Linked DNA regions of Mus musculus: region 1 is linked to region 2. The links are chromatin loops, found by intact Hi-C in ENCODE. Cell type or tissue: gastrocnemius. All regions are shown on one strand.

Region 1 (8,000 bases), 100 kb before region 2:
GGATTACTGTGAATTTGAGGCCAGCCGCTCTACAGAGTACATTTGATGCCAGAGCTGTAATAGTGAGTCCCTGTGGAGAGAAACAGAGACAGAAGGGGGATTAAGAATGACTGTATTATCCAGGCATAATGGTGTAAGCCTGTAATCTCAGCCCTTGGGAGACAGAAGCAGGCAGATCCCTTGAGTTGGAGGCAAGCCTGGTCTACAGAGCTAGTTACAGGATATCCAGGGCTACACAGAAACCCTGTCTCGAAAAACACCAGCAGAAATCATAAAACGCCTTTATTATATAAGGCAGTATACTAGCCACATTTAGTGGTTAATCCTCGTGGATATGGAGGCAACTAGTTCAGACTGATGATGACAGGAATCAGCCTGTGAGAAATGCATCAAGTAATTCTGTCATGCAAACATCGCTACGTATGTACATATACCTAGATGTTTAGTCAGTCCCTCAACTTGTCTTCTTGATGCAATCAAAATACATAAATGCAGAGAGTATCAAGCTGTAGTTAGCATAACACAAAATACTATGTTACTGTACCGAACTTTTTTAATAAAGTAGAAATGGGCTCTAAAATACTGTTGAGAGAAGTGTAGTAAATATAATCATTTATTATGAAAATTCTGCACTGCATGAATTGTATACGTTATACTTTAAGCAATAGCAGTTGAATAGGCTGTTCATAGTAACTGTGCTCTGACTGACAACACAGTTCTGGCTGCAGTGTCTCGAGGTGGTGGAAGTGTAGCCCACCCCTTAGTCCATCACTCTTAGGAAGCATTCTGGTGTACTCCAAGAAAAGGCATGGACACAGTTGTTAATTTACTCCATATTACATAAACAGAAGCCTCTCTTTCTGACAGGTTTGTGGTGGTGATAAACCATTTTTGGCCCCTAACGACCTGCAAAGCAAGCACCTGCAGCTAAAAGAAGAATCTGTGAAGTTATTCCGAGGCGTGAAGAAGATGGGCGGGGAAGAGTTCAGCCGGCGTTACCTGCAGCAGCTGGAGAGTGAAATAGATGAACTCTACATCCAGTATATTAAGCACAATGACAGCAAAAATATCTTCCATGCTGCTCGAACCCCAGCCACACTGTTCGTTGTCATCTTTATCACATACGTGATTGCTGGTGTGACTGGATTCATTGGTTTGGACATCATAGCTAGCCTGTGCAACATGATCATGGGACTGACGCTTATCACCCTCTGCACCTGGGCATATATCCGCTACTCTGGCGAATATCGAGAGCTGGGTGCTGTAATCGACCAGGTAGCTGCAGCTTTGTGGGACCAGGTGAGAGTACCTTCAGGTTTGCACATGCTGTGTAATTAGTGTTGCATTCACTATTAGAAATATACAGGTGAACATGACTTGGGCCCATTCTTTAAAACTTTACAGTATACCAAGATTTGAGCAACTAACTAAGTCCTACACAACTGCTTTCTAGTTAACATTTTAGTATTTAAAACATACATACATTAACAGCATTTTTACTCTCTGATTCTAAAATATTACCGTGTGAGAAGTTAATAGTGTTAGTAGTGTCTGACAGTCATTTAGCTGTCGTGACCTTGAGTTAAACTTAACTTAGCCCTTGACTAGCACTGGCTTGGTGAGGGGCATATGTGAACCACAATCATTTGGTTATATGTCATTCCCTTTAAGTATCAGATTACTTCAGACTGTAATTGACCTATACTTCTGCACTAAGCTGCAGCATGAGCCAGTGGTCAGCCTCTGACGTAGCTGCCTGTGGGCCAGCTGCTGGCTCTGCTGGTCTAGTTAGCTTCAGCTGAGGGAGTCAGGACCACCATGGCATGGTGGTCAAATAACTAAGGACAGGAAAGACAGTGGGAATATATAAGAAAGAAAGACAGTAACTTACTACTGTCCCAGAGTCTCTTCAGTTACTTAGTGAGAAGTTAGGGAAATTAAAGGAGCCCATACAACTTTATGTTTTAAGCTTTTGACCATTGTGATCTAGAGGTAGCTGACAGTATGCAGTGTGAGGAGCACACCTGTCTGTACTCTGTAATAGAAGGGTAACTAATGAGTTGTGTGCTTTGAGGACTCAAGCTGAAATAACACTGCCTCCCAAACTACTCACTCTCTTGTCAGCGCTCATGCACACAAGGCTAAAGATGGGTTACCTGTGTAAACCTCAACACCTTCCTAGAACACACTGCTAAAACTTATCTGAAATGCAGAATTGGGTTCTTTAAAATATTCTGATAAAATACGGAATCTAAACTTAAAAATCTTCAGGAGTATTTTTTCTTAATGCTTATAATTGATATTGCAAATGAAGTTGAAAATTATGAATTAAGCAAGATATAACATTTTCCTTTTAAAATTCCCTTTGCTACAGGGAAGCACAAATGAGGTAAGCTAACATTTTTTAATTAACAGATATATTATTTGTAAATATGATATTCCTATTTTATAACTGACTAGGTATTAAAGGATATTTTAGAGCATAATCTTAGAAAATATTCTCTAAAATGTAAATTTGGCCGGGCGGTGGTGGCGCACGCCTTTGATCCCAGCACTTGGGAGGCAGGCGGATTTCTGAGTTCGAGGCCAGCCTGGTCTACAAAGTGAGTTCCAGGACAGCCAGGGCTATACAGAGAAACCCTGTCTCGAAAAATAAAAAAATAAAAATAAAATGTAAATTTGTATGAACTTTTAACATATTCCAAATATTATGTAGGACTTAATTTGAACAAAAGTGTCATTAAAGGGTGTTTGATTTTAGTTCTGTGTAGACAAGGTTCATGTTTTCAGCTCAATGTTGTAGTATTTAGTTTCCCCATATTGGTCAAATAGTGGACAAGCAGAAACACAGGAGCAAAGGTTTGGTTGGCTTAGTATGAGAAGAGACCGTGGCAGCGGCCGGCAGGGAGCAGGGAAAGATGGATGCTTGCGCTCAGCACGTTTGCTCCTTTTATTCAGTCTGAGGCCACAGCCCATGGGATAAGTAGTCTTCCCCACACTCGGGGTGGATGTTCTTGACCTAGTTGATCTTTCTGGAAACATCTGTATAATCATACCTAGAGGTGCTTCCATAGTGACTCTAAATCCCGTAAGGCTGACGGTGAAGACCGACCGTCACAGGTATCCCCTGCAGTTCTGCAGTGAAACCAAGCAGGAGTACAATCTGAGTAGATTCCATCAAAGACGTGATTTAGTAAACTAACTTCACTAGAAGAACAAATCAAACTTCAGCTTGTACATAAACCTTGGGCAGGGGAACTTAATACCTGAAGAGAACTGGAATTAAGCTCTGTACACTAGGAGCAGCAGCATGCCAGAACTAGGGTGACACCGTGCTGTACTGACCACGTTTACATATCTGAACATGGCACTAACCATATTTAGTGTTAGGAAAACAGCTATAGGGGCTGGAGAGATGACACAGTGGGTAACAGCATTGGCTCATCTTCCAGAGGTCCTGAGTTCAATTCCCAGCACCCACATGGCAGCTCACAACTGTCTGTAACTGTAGTCCTGTGGGATTCAATGCCGCCTTCTGCTGTGCAGGCATACATGCAGACAAAGCATCCATATATGAAGTACACGAATGAATAAATCCTCTTTAGGGAAACACCTATGCAGAATCACAGAAGGTTTTTGAGAATAGCTAAGTAGATAATAAGCTTTTACCCAGTTCTTCAAAATATTCAAAACTACACACTCCAGAATACATGAGTCGGAATTGGGTGTTCAGTATGTGACAGAGGGATAACTCTTCTACACTAGCTGAGGGGAGAAACAAAGATACTTAGGAGTACCCAAAAATGTGAAATATGTAAATATGTGAATGCATGCTGTAGTGGCACGTGTCTGTAATCCCAGTACTCAGGAGGTGGAGGAAGCAGGATCATAAATTTGAAGCTAACCTGGATCACACAGTGAAACTTGTAAGAAAGGCCCTAAAATTCTTTGGATTCAAACACCTTTAAAGTAATACGAGGGATAATCAGGAGGTCACGTCAGTGGTGAAAGGCTTTTTGAGGTGGTGGCTCTGAATGAGTCTGCGCAGTCAGAACCGAGTAGTGGAGACACTGCCGGGGAGCACACGAAATAAGAGAGCCCAGCTGGGCACGGAGAGGGAGCCTTTAGCTGACCTAGCACACCCGTAACATAGAAAAGTAGCCAGTTCTGGAAGATACATTACAGCAGGAGGTTACAGATCTATGCTGTCTAAAACTGGCAGTACTTCACGGTGAGATGCCCACATATCCGTCTGGGACATGGAAAGCTGCTGGGCTGGGCTATATTCTAGGAGATGTTTAAGATAAAGGAGGTTCGGTCAGAGAGTAAAACCTTGATAAGCTTAACCACCAGCACAGGCCGTGGGCCTGAAACTGTTCTACATTTTAAGATAGTAGGAACTGCTGTTTGTTTTACATGTGTGTGAGTATTCAGCTGCACGTCAAGTCTGTGTACCATGTACATGCAGACCCAGTGGAGGCCAGAAGAGGGCATCAGATCCCTTGGGGTTGGGATTACTGGTTACAGTTAGGAACCATCACGTGGGTGTTAGGAATTGAATCCAACTCCTCTGAAGAGCAGCCAGTGCTCAAACCAGCTAGGCCATCTCTTCAGCCCCCACCAGTCAGTGTTTGAGAGAGTGATGATATAAAGATGTATCAATTTGGGACTGAGAAGAGGGCTCAGTGGGTAAATCACTTGCCACCCAAGGCTGAGGACCTGAGTTCAGATCTACTCAAATGCCAGGTGGATGTGGTGGCCCATCCATAATCCCTCTGCTTAGAAGACATGCGATTCTTGGGGCAAGCTTGGTGGCTAGACTAGCCAAACTGGTGAGAGACTCTGCCTCATATATAATGTGGAGAGCATTAAAGGAAGATGCCCAACAACCTCTGGCCTCCACATACACCCACACACACAAACACATGCATGCACACCGTATACAAAAATGTATTTGAAAAGTATGACTTCAGCATGCTGAATTTTATATAGTACTATAAGCTAAAAAGGAAATGAGACCTGTGTGTCTTCTAACCCTGGTTCTTATATTCTAGGCGTTATACAAGCTTTACAGTGCAGCAGCAACCCACAGACACCTGTGTCACCAAGCTTTCCCTGCACCCAAGTCAGAGCCTACTCAACAACCGGAAAAGAAGAAAATTTAATCTAAAAACATGCAGGTGCATGACCGTTTGTCAGCTAACTATCAAAGCTTTTGTTTCCATGCAAACATGCAAAGTGCTTCCTTTAGAGTGAAACCCAAACACCCGACCGAGGACTCGGACAGTTTACTTCTTTACTCCAGTGTTTAATGAGCAGATGTATGTATGCATGGTTATTTGTCAATGTGCAGTTTCCTCATTTCTGTCTTTAAATATGCTATTATCATTTCAGGTATTTGTAAATTTGAGGATAGATTTGTTCTGCTTGACTTTTCTAAGTTCTACTACTGGGTTATAATTAAATATTGTGTAGTATTACTCTGGGTTTGGATATGCTCATTTGATTTCTATAGAAAATTTAAGTTATTTTACATAGCTATTTGTTAAAGCACAGTATAACTTGGCAGGCTTGATTTTAATCTATATAATATTATACATACCACAGGCTCTTACCTTGAAACATATTTGAGAGCTTAAAAGTTGCTTTACCAAAAACTATACATTGTTTCTTTTATATCTTTATGAATATAGAATGTAAATCTCTTGATCAAAAATGCACAAAAATTGTTTTGTACATGTGTTTGAGTTTCACTGCACTGTATATTTTTTCATTTGGTACACCACAAATGTATTCTTCATAGGTTTATTCTTTTAATATGTGAACTATTAAACTTTACTGTTTCCTAACATTAAACCAAATGCTCACTGGCTCTAGAACTACTTGGGAGGTCTGGTGTGGCATGAAAGGTCTATTCTGCCTCAGTTCAAGGTGCATTTTCTTTCTGATACCATTTCAAGACAAGACTGGGTGCTCAAGGTGGTGTGAGCATACACTATTTCTGATCCCACTTCAAACTTAAATATACATCTTAAATACAAGCTAATTGTATTAGGTACTTTCCAGTTCTTTGATTTTAAAAAAAGTTTATTTACTCCTTAGACAAGATTTTACTATGCAGCTCAAGCTGTCTTTCAACTTGTGATGGCCCTGCCCACCTCCCAAATTAGAAACATGTTGCTACCTGTAGCATCCTTCCAGTTCATGTAAACCAGGGAGTCTATATTTCTTTTTGTGTGTTGGGGAGGGGGGTGTGTGCAGTGGGGGCGGTGGTGGTTCAAGACAGGGTTTCTCCGTGTAGCCCTGGTTGTCCTGGAACTTGCTCTGTAAACCAGGCTGGCCTCGAACTCACAGAAATCCACCTGCCTCTGCCTCCCAAGTGCTGGGATTAAAGGTATGTACTACCACCACCACCTGGCTATAATATATTTCTAATAACTGAAATCTTTAGTGGAATTTTGTTAACGAAACTAAACCCTTTAGAGGAAAATAAATCAGAGGAGAGACTAGTAATGGAAGAATGGTAATGCCTCATCTACCCGGGAGCCCAAGCAGACATTTTTAACTGTCTCAGAAATGGTGAACAGAAAGTAAGAGAGACAGAAGAATGTGTGTAAGCTTACAAGCTGAACAGAAGTTTACACTTCTTTACAGACAGCTGGCCGTATGCGCACTAATTCTCTTCCCCTGATAATGTCCCAGTAGCCATATTTTAGCTTCAGCTTCTCTTTTCATTATAGGCTTGTGGGCCTTCTGAACAGAATGATAAAGCATAACAAGTATAAAGCATCAAACATTAGACTAAATATACCAAAACATGCATTCAAGGACCAGACAGTTTCCACAAAAATATATTTAATAACTTGTTATATAAAATCAAATGCGAAATTTTATCAATAATTCAAAGTCACTTCTAACATGGAGTGCTTATACTTAGGAAAAGAACTAATATATATACATATTCACAACATTTGTAAGCACAACTGAAGAGCTATGAAGCTCAAGAATTCTAGATTTACAGCTGGAAGTTCCATAAGTTTATCTGTAATCAAGTGTTCAGCACTAATTATGAACAACTATTAAACCCAAAGCAAGAAAAATAGGAAGGAATGACAGCCTGTTTCTACACCTTTATGACAAATACTTCTCAAAGATAAAAAAGGCAATATAAAATTTACTTAAGTGACCAAGATTGCTTATTGGATCCCTGATTGTCGTTTTTGGCAACTTAGCCCACCCTGATGGAAGGCAGTATTCTATGTGGTCAGGAAGCCTGTGCTGTGTCTCAGAGCCATGCTAACTGTACTTATGTGCTCTGCCTCAAAGGAAGGAAGCCGTATTAGCAACAGTTGCGCACTAAGAGGCATGTATTTATTATAGTCCTGTATTTCTGAATGTATTCCTCAAAGACTTCATCTTTCTCCTTCAAAGGTGTTCCTTACATTGGGGGTCGGGGGACTGAGGGGGCGGGGGGGAGATGACCACACACGTACAAGCTTGTTACAATAAAGGTTCCAAGTCCTGTTTTGTATTTTGAACTATACCTATGGTAATAGTCAAACCATCTCATTCCAGAAAACACTTGACACCACACGTAGCAACTGATCACAGATGTACTCTCATCCTCTTCTGTTTCCTAAACAAGAAGGGTGTGTCCATAAAAAGTCAGAGAGTGACGGTTTCCTATTTAATGCCTGTTTATGCTGATAATCTCTTCCTGTACTACTTTTTGTCCAGAGTCTCCAGCAGTTTCCTAATACAGCATTTGGTAGCATATGCCATATTGGCTTTTTAAATGATAAAACTTTCTTGGTTCAATAAAAGAAAAAAAATTGATAACAAAATATATGTAAAACTAGAATTTTATACTTCCAAATAGTAAGTTACCTTTATTAACCAAAGAACTTGTTTGCAGTCATTTATCTGAAAATATTTTAAAGCTCTTATAAACTTGGCTTGTGATAAGTTAACTTAAGAACGTCTTGCCATGCTGCTGGGCA
Region 2 (8,000 bases):
GGACAAGATGCTGAGGTTGCCAAAAAGCCTTCAGCTGTTCTGTCTCATTCTCACCAATCAAAAGAACGATGTACTAGTGGAAGTGGCTTTCAGGACCATTCAACCAGAAATGCCCACAATATCCAGACAAAGCAATGGACTATGTCCTTATTGCTGGCCTGACCTTAGCCAAATCAGTGAACTTTCTACGTGGCCTGAACACCCATCACTTAATCCATCAGCTTGCCAAAGTAGACTCTTGCCAGTTATTTTAAGTCAAGAGCTCAGGATGAGAAGTGTTGGGTAAAGGGATGTAAATTTAAAAAGGACTCAAGAGAACGCAGGTTACCTGAGCAACCGAGGGACCAGCCCTCTTTGGGAACAAGGGCATTTTCATTTTCCACACTGGCCAGGTCGGTGGATGGCTGACTTCCCAGGGTGTAGGCTGTGAAACATGTACCAGAATAGGGTCCAAGAACTGGGACACCACAGTGTCCTGGGAGGTGATGGGAGTGGCCGAGGCATGGAGGCTTCAGACATCAGAAAGTGGTGAGAACTAAGCTAGCTCAGCACATGGTCTCCTGTGGTCTCCGGAGGAGATGACTGTGGCTCGCCATTACAAAATACTTAGGGGAAAATTCCAATTTCAAAGAGTGTACCTTAAAGTCCAGCTTTTAAAACACTGGAACAAGTCAAACAACGTTATCCTTGGGTTTGATGTGGCCTCGAGGGAGCTAGCCTGCCTACTCGGCCTTCTTGGCTGTCTTCACTTAGAGAAAGGAATGAGGGGTGTGACTTTCAGAGAGAGCTCATCTACTTCTACTACCCCCCCCCCCGCAAAAAGGGGGGGCAGCAGTGATCTCACAGGCTTCCTCTGCAAAGGGCTGACAGAGTTCAAACTGCTCTCAGGTTTAAAGTTGCAGGACCCCAAGTTCTATGCTAATCAGCCTGTTCCTCTGGGCTAAGAACTAAGAAGTGCAGGGCACCTCCTCGCTCCTCCTGGTGGGAGGGAGTGGAAACACTAAGCAGGCGCAGGCTTGATGAGCAATGCCTTCCTAATTCCAACAGCACAGAGAAAGAACTGAATGTGCCCCTTGTATCCAGTTTTTAGGAGTTCCCTGCAGAAGAGGACGCCAGCTCCCTGTGAGTGGCAGCGGTTTATATTTCAAAAATTGTCCTCAGATCAGTAACTCAAGTTTGTGCAATGTTTCTTGGGAAAACACAAAACAGAAAACAACCCAAGACTCTTTGTACTGGACTGATTCAGAAATTAGGACAATTAATTTAATTTTATGACTCAATAGCCACCGTTGAAAAATAAATGGGTTGCTGGGATATTCCAAAGGTTGTCAAGGGGCTTATATAATGGTCACATCATATGAGAAAAAGAAAAAAAAAAACAAAACACTAAAAACCGAAATTTTCTGCAAGTCAGGCTATTTGGCAGGTTTTAAAGATCGGCCTCTTTCTTGGTTAGGAATATGCTACCACTTTGTCCCGAGGAGGCAGCCAACATGGTATCAGATGTCATTATAATCAAAGATTCTGGAGCAATGACTGTATTCCTGACTCTAACTGCCCCTAATCTTTATTTGTAGCCTTCTAAAAGACACGTCCTAGAATTATAGGTTTTTCTGTAGAGCTTCACGGCTAATCCCACATTAATCCTAACGATCCTGCCATGATTCTTCAGCAAAAAGGGAAAACAGAATCTTACGTCATAAACTCTCTGGGGCTTGAAGACATTTTGTGCTATCAAAACTACCAAGCTACCTGGCCCCATTTCCTCGTAGCCAGAGTCTGGCTGTTCTATATAACCAAGGCTCTCCTCACACCAGCGTGATGTAAACTTCAAACCACGGCTAGAGAGGCAGCCTGTCCTGTGAACTGCTCTAGTCTACCCAAGGGCCCAAAGATGACACTGAGAACTTTCCAGAACTGAACATGCAGCAGGCTGGCTTTCAAAGTTCTCCTAACTCAAGCCTGAGGCTCTCTTCATCCCTCCTCTGCATTCTCCCATGTTTTACTGTTTGGTTTGGTTGATGCGTCTCATGTGGGGTGACATACTTAGCACAGTAGGTGACCATACTATACATTCAGGAAGTTCAGCCACATCAGCTTTGATTTCTGCCACAAAACATGACTTTCCCAAATCTTGTAGAATGTCTTTTTAGGGAGAAAAAAAAAGGAAGAAAGGAAGAAAGGAAGAAAGGAAGAAAGGAAGAAAGGAAGAAAGGAAGAAAGGAAGAAAGGAAGGAAGGAAGGAAGGAAGGAAGGAAGGAAGAAAGAAAGAAAGAAAGAAAGAAAGAAAGAAAGAAAGAAAGAAAGAAAGAAAGAAAGAAAGCAAGCAAGAAAGCAGGCAGGCAGGCAGGCAGGCAGGCAGGCAGGCAGGCAGGCAGGCAGGCAGGCAGGCTGTGTCTCTAATAAGGAAGTCACAGTGCTGCTCTTACCAGCCTGGGGGCAGACAAAGCTCTTCTCATTATTCCAAATCAGACCCCAGCTATGGGCTTACCGCTCCATCCACATTCTGTAATCCATACTGTTCGCAGATGGAAACCAGCTTCTTCCGGTTCAGGTGACCATCTCGAGTGATCCCCAGATCTTCACAAACCTCTTGCAGTTTCTCTTCTATCCAGTCTGGAGGAGGGCAAGACCCACCATGTGAAGCATTCAGGTCATCTGGGTTCCAAAACCTCAGCTGGCCTAAAATCAAAGCAAAAACTCTGTTGTCTCCAAAGGACTTGCACAGAGACAGTGCCTGCTATGGAAAGGTACCCTTGGAAGGCAATTCTTTCTATTGTTTTTTATTCTTTTGCATGGCTGAGTGTTTTGCTTGCGTACATGTCATGTACTACATACATAGAGTGCTCACAGGGATACTAGAGTCACAGATGGTTGTGAGCAGTTGTGTGGTACTGGAGAGCGATCCTGGGTCCTCTGGAAGAACAATTAATACTCACAACTGCTAAGCCATCTTTCCTGCCCTATAATGAACACTGTATGAGATGACTACAAATGTTGACCCACTCTGATTTAGTTGAAGTCCAAATGTAAACTGAAGGCAGCTTTTGCTCTGGGACAATCACCCATGAGAAAGAAACACTGTCTCATACACATGAGGTCAGATGCCTCAACTGGCGCTTGCTTTCCCAATGCTTCATTTCTGCCGTCTTTCTGGGCTAAGTATTATAGCACCTTTTCCTGGGAAGGAAACAGCCATAATGAGCCTCTAACGTTCATCTATTTTCCAAATCAGAAACCCGAGACTCACTTGAAAGACAAGGCTGCGAACTGTGAGTGTGTTAGCATCTGTGGATGTATGCTAGGTTCTGTTTAACGACAGGGTCAAACTACTTACTCAAATGCCAAGACTACTTATCCTGCATTAGCCACCCTGCTTCTAAACTAGCAATGCAAATGTGAACGCGTGAAGTCACTGCTTAGACTTGGGATACTTGTGGGCATGATTTTATGTGCCTGGGAGAACCATGGAAGGCTGGAAGGGCACTCAGTGTCATTCCTGATATTTATTGACAGAATTTAAACCCATTACTGTACTATTATCCCAGGCTGGAGAGCCAGAGAACACATTGTTTTAATTATACTTACTATCCACACTTCATCTGGGGGTTAGGCAGGAACGTGAGCTGAATCACAGTGCCATCTGGTGGCCACATGATTGTTGTGTTGTGCTTCATAGTCTATCTATAGATACTTCATAATATATCATCTATAAATCTATAGATACAAGCTGGGCATGTTGGAGATGTTCACGAGCCCCTTTGACAGTCTGCACTACAGTCGTCCTCTATACATGGACTGCTATATAGTCACTGCCATCTTTCCTACAGTGTTAATAGCCAGGGTTTGAAGAGTGTAAAGTGTCACTTGGAAATTTTTTTTTTTTTGTCTGTTGCTGTTGGTCCTAATCTTAGCATATCACTTCCTTTTAGTGCAAGAAGGAGGAAAGTGGTGCACAGAGTGCCTTAGCCATAGCAGCCAGGGCTTTCCCTCCTCAGTGGTCCCCCTAACCCCACTGTAATTGCTTACCTTCTGCTTCATACTCCTCACTGCGTTGTGTCTTCCAGTGCTAGAGAAGGCAACAGACAATGAGTACACATTTGAACCCAGCCTCTGGACCACATTTCTCCCTAGCTATCAAGTCACCATGTGGGTTAGACGCATGACTTTAGCCTTTGAGTCGGAACGGGCTCTTTTCAGTTAACCAGACCACCAATCAAGAGGTTGAAACCTCTTGAAATAGACTGATCTTTGCCAACCTTGCCAGCACAAAGTACTGTCTTTGCATGACACTAGGAAGTTGTCTTGTCATTTTTAAGGTTACTTATTCAACAACAGAACCTATTAGAACCCATTAAACCAGCCTAAATGGAATATGCAGAGTTCACCAAATGTGAATTCAAATTTACACATTTGTTCTTCAGTGGGTAAGTGCTGAGTGATCGATCTCCTTCATGCTACATCTTGGAAACACACACAAGAGCAGCACATACTTATTTCTTGTCCAACAAAGTACATATATAGAAGAGAAGGCAGAAAGGTTGTAAAGGCACTCGTGAAGTCTCACCAACATGACCACTTAAACATGAGTTGAACACAGAGGACACTAATGTACATGCCTCAACCCTACACAAAGAATTACAGACACATAGGGAAAGCTGAGAGAAGACATTGTCTTCCCTAGGGAAGAGCACACCAAGCCATTACTCAATACCAAACACTGAGCCCTGAAAACACACACACACACACACACACACACACACACACACACACACGAGTAACACTTATATAGATATTCCTAAGTATAACCTTCTCAGTCTTTATAATATCTATGTATATACAATCAAGATATGCATGTAACAATACTTAATGAAAAGGGGGACCACAAATTTGAAAGAGAGCAAGGAGAGGTATATGGGAAGACTTGGATCACAAAAGGGGGGTGGGAATGTAATTATATTATAATCTCAATAAAGTTCACATGCCAATGAAGACATGGGGACCAGAAAAGAGGAGGCAAGACAGAATGGGGACTGAGAAGGACACATCACACTGGGAAAGTGAAGGTTGATGTCCTAACAGCAGCAATGGATGAACTGAGTCCTGACGGTCATCTGAACTACAGACAACAAAGAGAACAGGAGTCCTTAATAATTCCTGAAGTAAGAATGGGTTGGGTGCACCTGTCAATGAGAGCAAACACAGATGCAGTCCCACAGGTAGACCAGAAAGCTGAATTCAACGCACTTGTGCTGGTAGTAAATTCATTGACCATAATGGAATTTATTTGAACTAGACACCTTAGCATAGTAAGTTCTGAGTGAGGTTCCTCCAAGGTCAGAGCCATGTAGTTTTGTACTGGTAACTTCCCCCTCATCACAAGTCTGGAACAAATCCAGCCTTGCTCCACTGGCCAAATTCTGTATCAATCTTCCTTGGGCCAGTTATAACATGTGGCTTTGGTTCTCCTGCAAATGGCTTGGGTCTCTCAAGCAAGCTGCCTGTTGCTCCTGTCCCACAGGGAGGATCTACGCCAGTGAAGAAAGTCCTGCTGAGAAGACAATTCACACACAACTCTAATCCACGGGTGTGGTGGCCCTGGCCTAGAGACACTAGCACCCGGGAGGCAGAAGGATAGGGACTAGGAGTTTTGTGTCAGCCTGGACTTTATAATACCCATGGGTAGACTGGACTATCTGAGAACAGCGAGAAGACAAACAGAAGCAAAGCATTAACATATAGAAATGAAAACTAGGTCTTTGTACACAGCCCGAAAATTATAAAGTCCTAAAAGGGGAAGAAATACATGGTGTGTGTGTGTGTGTATGTGTGTGTGTGAGAGAGAAAGAGAGAGAGAGAGAGAGATTTTTATGAATAAAGTTGCCTTTTATACCAAATAACCAGCCCATTCACTGGGATGGTTAAACTGTAACATGCTAGTTGATTTCTTAGACTTCTGAAATAAACACAGCAGGAAGATAGGCCTAATTAACTCCAGTCTGCAGAGCCTGGGTTACTCATGGCAGATCGTGTGCGGTGCAAAAAAATGCTCACACCAAACACTGTCTTTCAGTAGTTCAAGATGACATGACTTAATGTGCTTTTAGGCTACCTTGGCATAGCTCCTTAACCCCCCCCCCCCCACACACACACACACTCATTAGGTACCTGACACGAGCAACTGAAGGATGGAAGGGTTTGTTTCTATTTACAGTTCTCAGGGACACAGTCCATCACCGAAGGGAGAGTATGACACAGGAGCAGGAGACAGGTAGGCACACTGTGTCCCTAGTCAGGAATTAAGAGAGCAATGGAAACTTCCTTCCATTCATGCTGGTGACCTTCTTTTTGCTCAGTCTAGGTCTCCAGCTCATGGGATGGCACTGCCCACAGTTAACATGGTTCTCTTCACTTTACTTAACCTAATCTAGATAATCCCTCATTGGCATGCCCAGAGCCTTGTCTCCAAGTGAATTCAGATTTCATCAAGTTGACAATATTAACCATTACATTCATGGTAGTCATCTCCTCTTCAAGGAGAGGCAAGTGTCTACTACAATTCACAGCTCCTTAGTCCTTAGGGATGCTTAAGAGTCATGGACTCAGCTAAGCTGAAACCTCCAAATGAAATCCCCAAACAGACTCTGCTGAACTGGAGACAGCCAAAGGTCATGTCTCAAGATGGCTAAGCTAACTGAAGTGCCAAACGGACAGGGAATGGCTGGGACTGGGGCCCAGGTGTTTCCTTGGGTAACAATTTCATTATCTCACTTGTCCGGAATTTCTAGATAAAGATAGTGCTCTAAGCTTCTAGATGTGTGTGTCCTGGTGAAGCAGAGGGGAGTGGCAGTCAACAATCCTCCAGGGATCTCCCCAACTACTGTTTCTGATCAGAATTAAACTGCTATTATATATAAGACTTTAAATCCATAGATGCCCACTGATAAGAGCATCCCAGCTACCAACAGACTGAGCCAAGTGCTCACCCTACTTTGGCACCGGAAATCATGCAAATTCATTATTCAGCATCTCACCCATAACATATTAAATGGAGTTTATGACCTCAGGACCACTGGTCCAAATGAAACTATTAAACACGAGTTGTTCTTCACTTTTTAAACAATGAACACTGATGGGGAAAAGGGAAGAAAGGCGGTCTCGTTGGGCCCAAACTTTAAAGAGCCTCAGCAGGCACAGAGCATCTTGGAACAAAAAACGAAGTGAAAGAACCTAGTGGGGAAGCCCCCACTCAATTCTCATTCTGTGCTCACCCATGAATCACGAACAGACGACCATCTTGATGTAAAAGCATGAGGTAGTTTAATGACGGAGCTCTGGGCCAACACATATCTCCCGCAGGAGACAGAGGTGTTGACCACATGGTGGAGCCATAATGGCAGAGCTCCGGTTCGAAACGTATCTCACACAGGAGACAGTGATTTCGACCCCAAGGCTTGGAAGTTAGGGACTTTTATAGAAAAGGGGTGGGGCTGGGGGAGGGATTGGCACGGTTTCACATGATTGGTTCATTTAAACATCAACAGACTGTCAGAAGGGCGGGAGATAGGGAGGCACTAGGCCAGTCAGGACATGTGATGACGGGCCTGCCCAGGCATGACCTGGCCTGTTCTGCTATGTTCTCAGCCCCAGGTTTCAAAGCTCACAAACAACTCTTTGGGCTATTTGACATAAATTACATGAATTACATGTCTCAAGTTTTATTTCCTTTCAGAAGCAGCAGCATACAACTTCAGAACATCTTCAGCAACAATTCCAAAGGTGGCAGGGCATGCGTGGCTTCTCGTGTTTGCTCATGTATCTCCCCATGCTTGTCAAAATAGTGAGTAAAGCCTTTGAGGGACGAAGACGCTCTCCCATAGTTCCCAGTGTTTCATGAGTCTACAGTCAGGGTGCTACAGCCTCCGTGCATCCATCACTGTCCAAGATCTCTCACTTCTTTCCCCATCTCTCACCCCTAACTAATGGTCCAGCATGGAAGC

The links. Hi-C counts contacts between places; a loop is a spot of excess contacts. Peaks named below come from ENCODE experiments on the same cell type or tissue, not always from the same donor. Only the 100,000 strongest peaks of a DNase experiment are listed, where the experiment ranks them.
Region 1: a loop joins it to region 2, with 7 times the contacts of the local background. A loop is called at or near these places in 19 of 42 quality-filtered maps.

Annotation. Positions count from the first base shown.
Region 1 is chr12:69,958,174-69,966,173 of GRCm38, forward strand. It overlaps Atl1 (atlastin GTPase 1), which reads left to right. Exons shown (of 15, transcript NM_178628.5): 13 at 868-1,299; 14 at 2,375-2,389; 15 at 5,055-5,912. The coding sequence ends at 5,165. It overlaps Sav1 (salvador family WW domain containing 1), which reads right to left. Exons shown (of 5, transcript NM_022028.2): 5 at 6,839-8,000. The coding sequence ends at 7,967. It also overlaps the pseudogene Gm3086. Among named protein-coding and RNA genes, the nearest start is that of Gm52003, 11 kb to the right of the region's middle. In gastrocnemius, a CTCF peak has its summit at 4,480 (motif pointing right); a DNase peak (open chromatin) is centred at 4,496; H3K27ac peaks cover 2,034 bases.
Region 2 is chr12:70,058,660-70,066,659 of GRCm38, forward strand. Nin (ninein) reads right to left here. Exons shown (of 29, transcript NM_001081453.1): 4 at 4,030-4,069; 5 at 2,492-2,682. Among named protein-coding and RNA genes, the nearest start is that of Nin, 40 kb to the right of the region's middle. In gastrocnemius, CTCF peaks have their summits at 995 and 3,649 (motif pointing left); a DNase peak (open chromatin) is centred at 3,642; H3K27ac peaks cover 2,351 bases.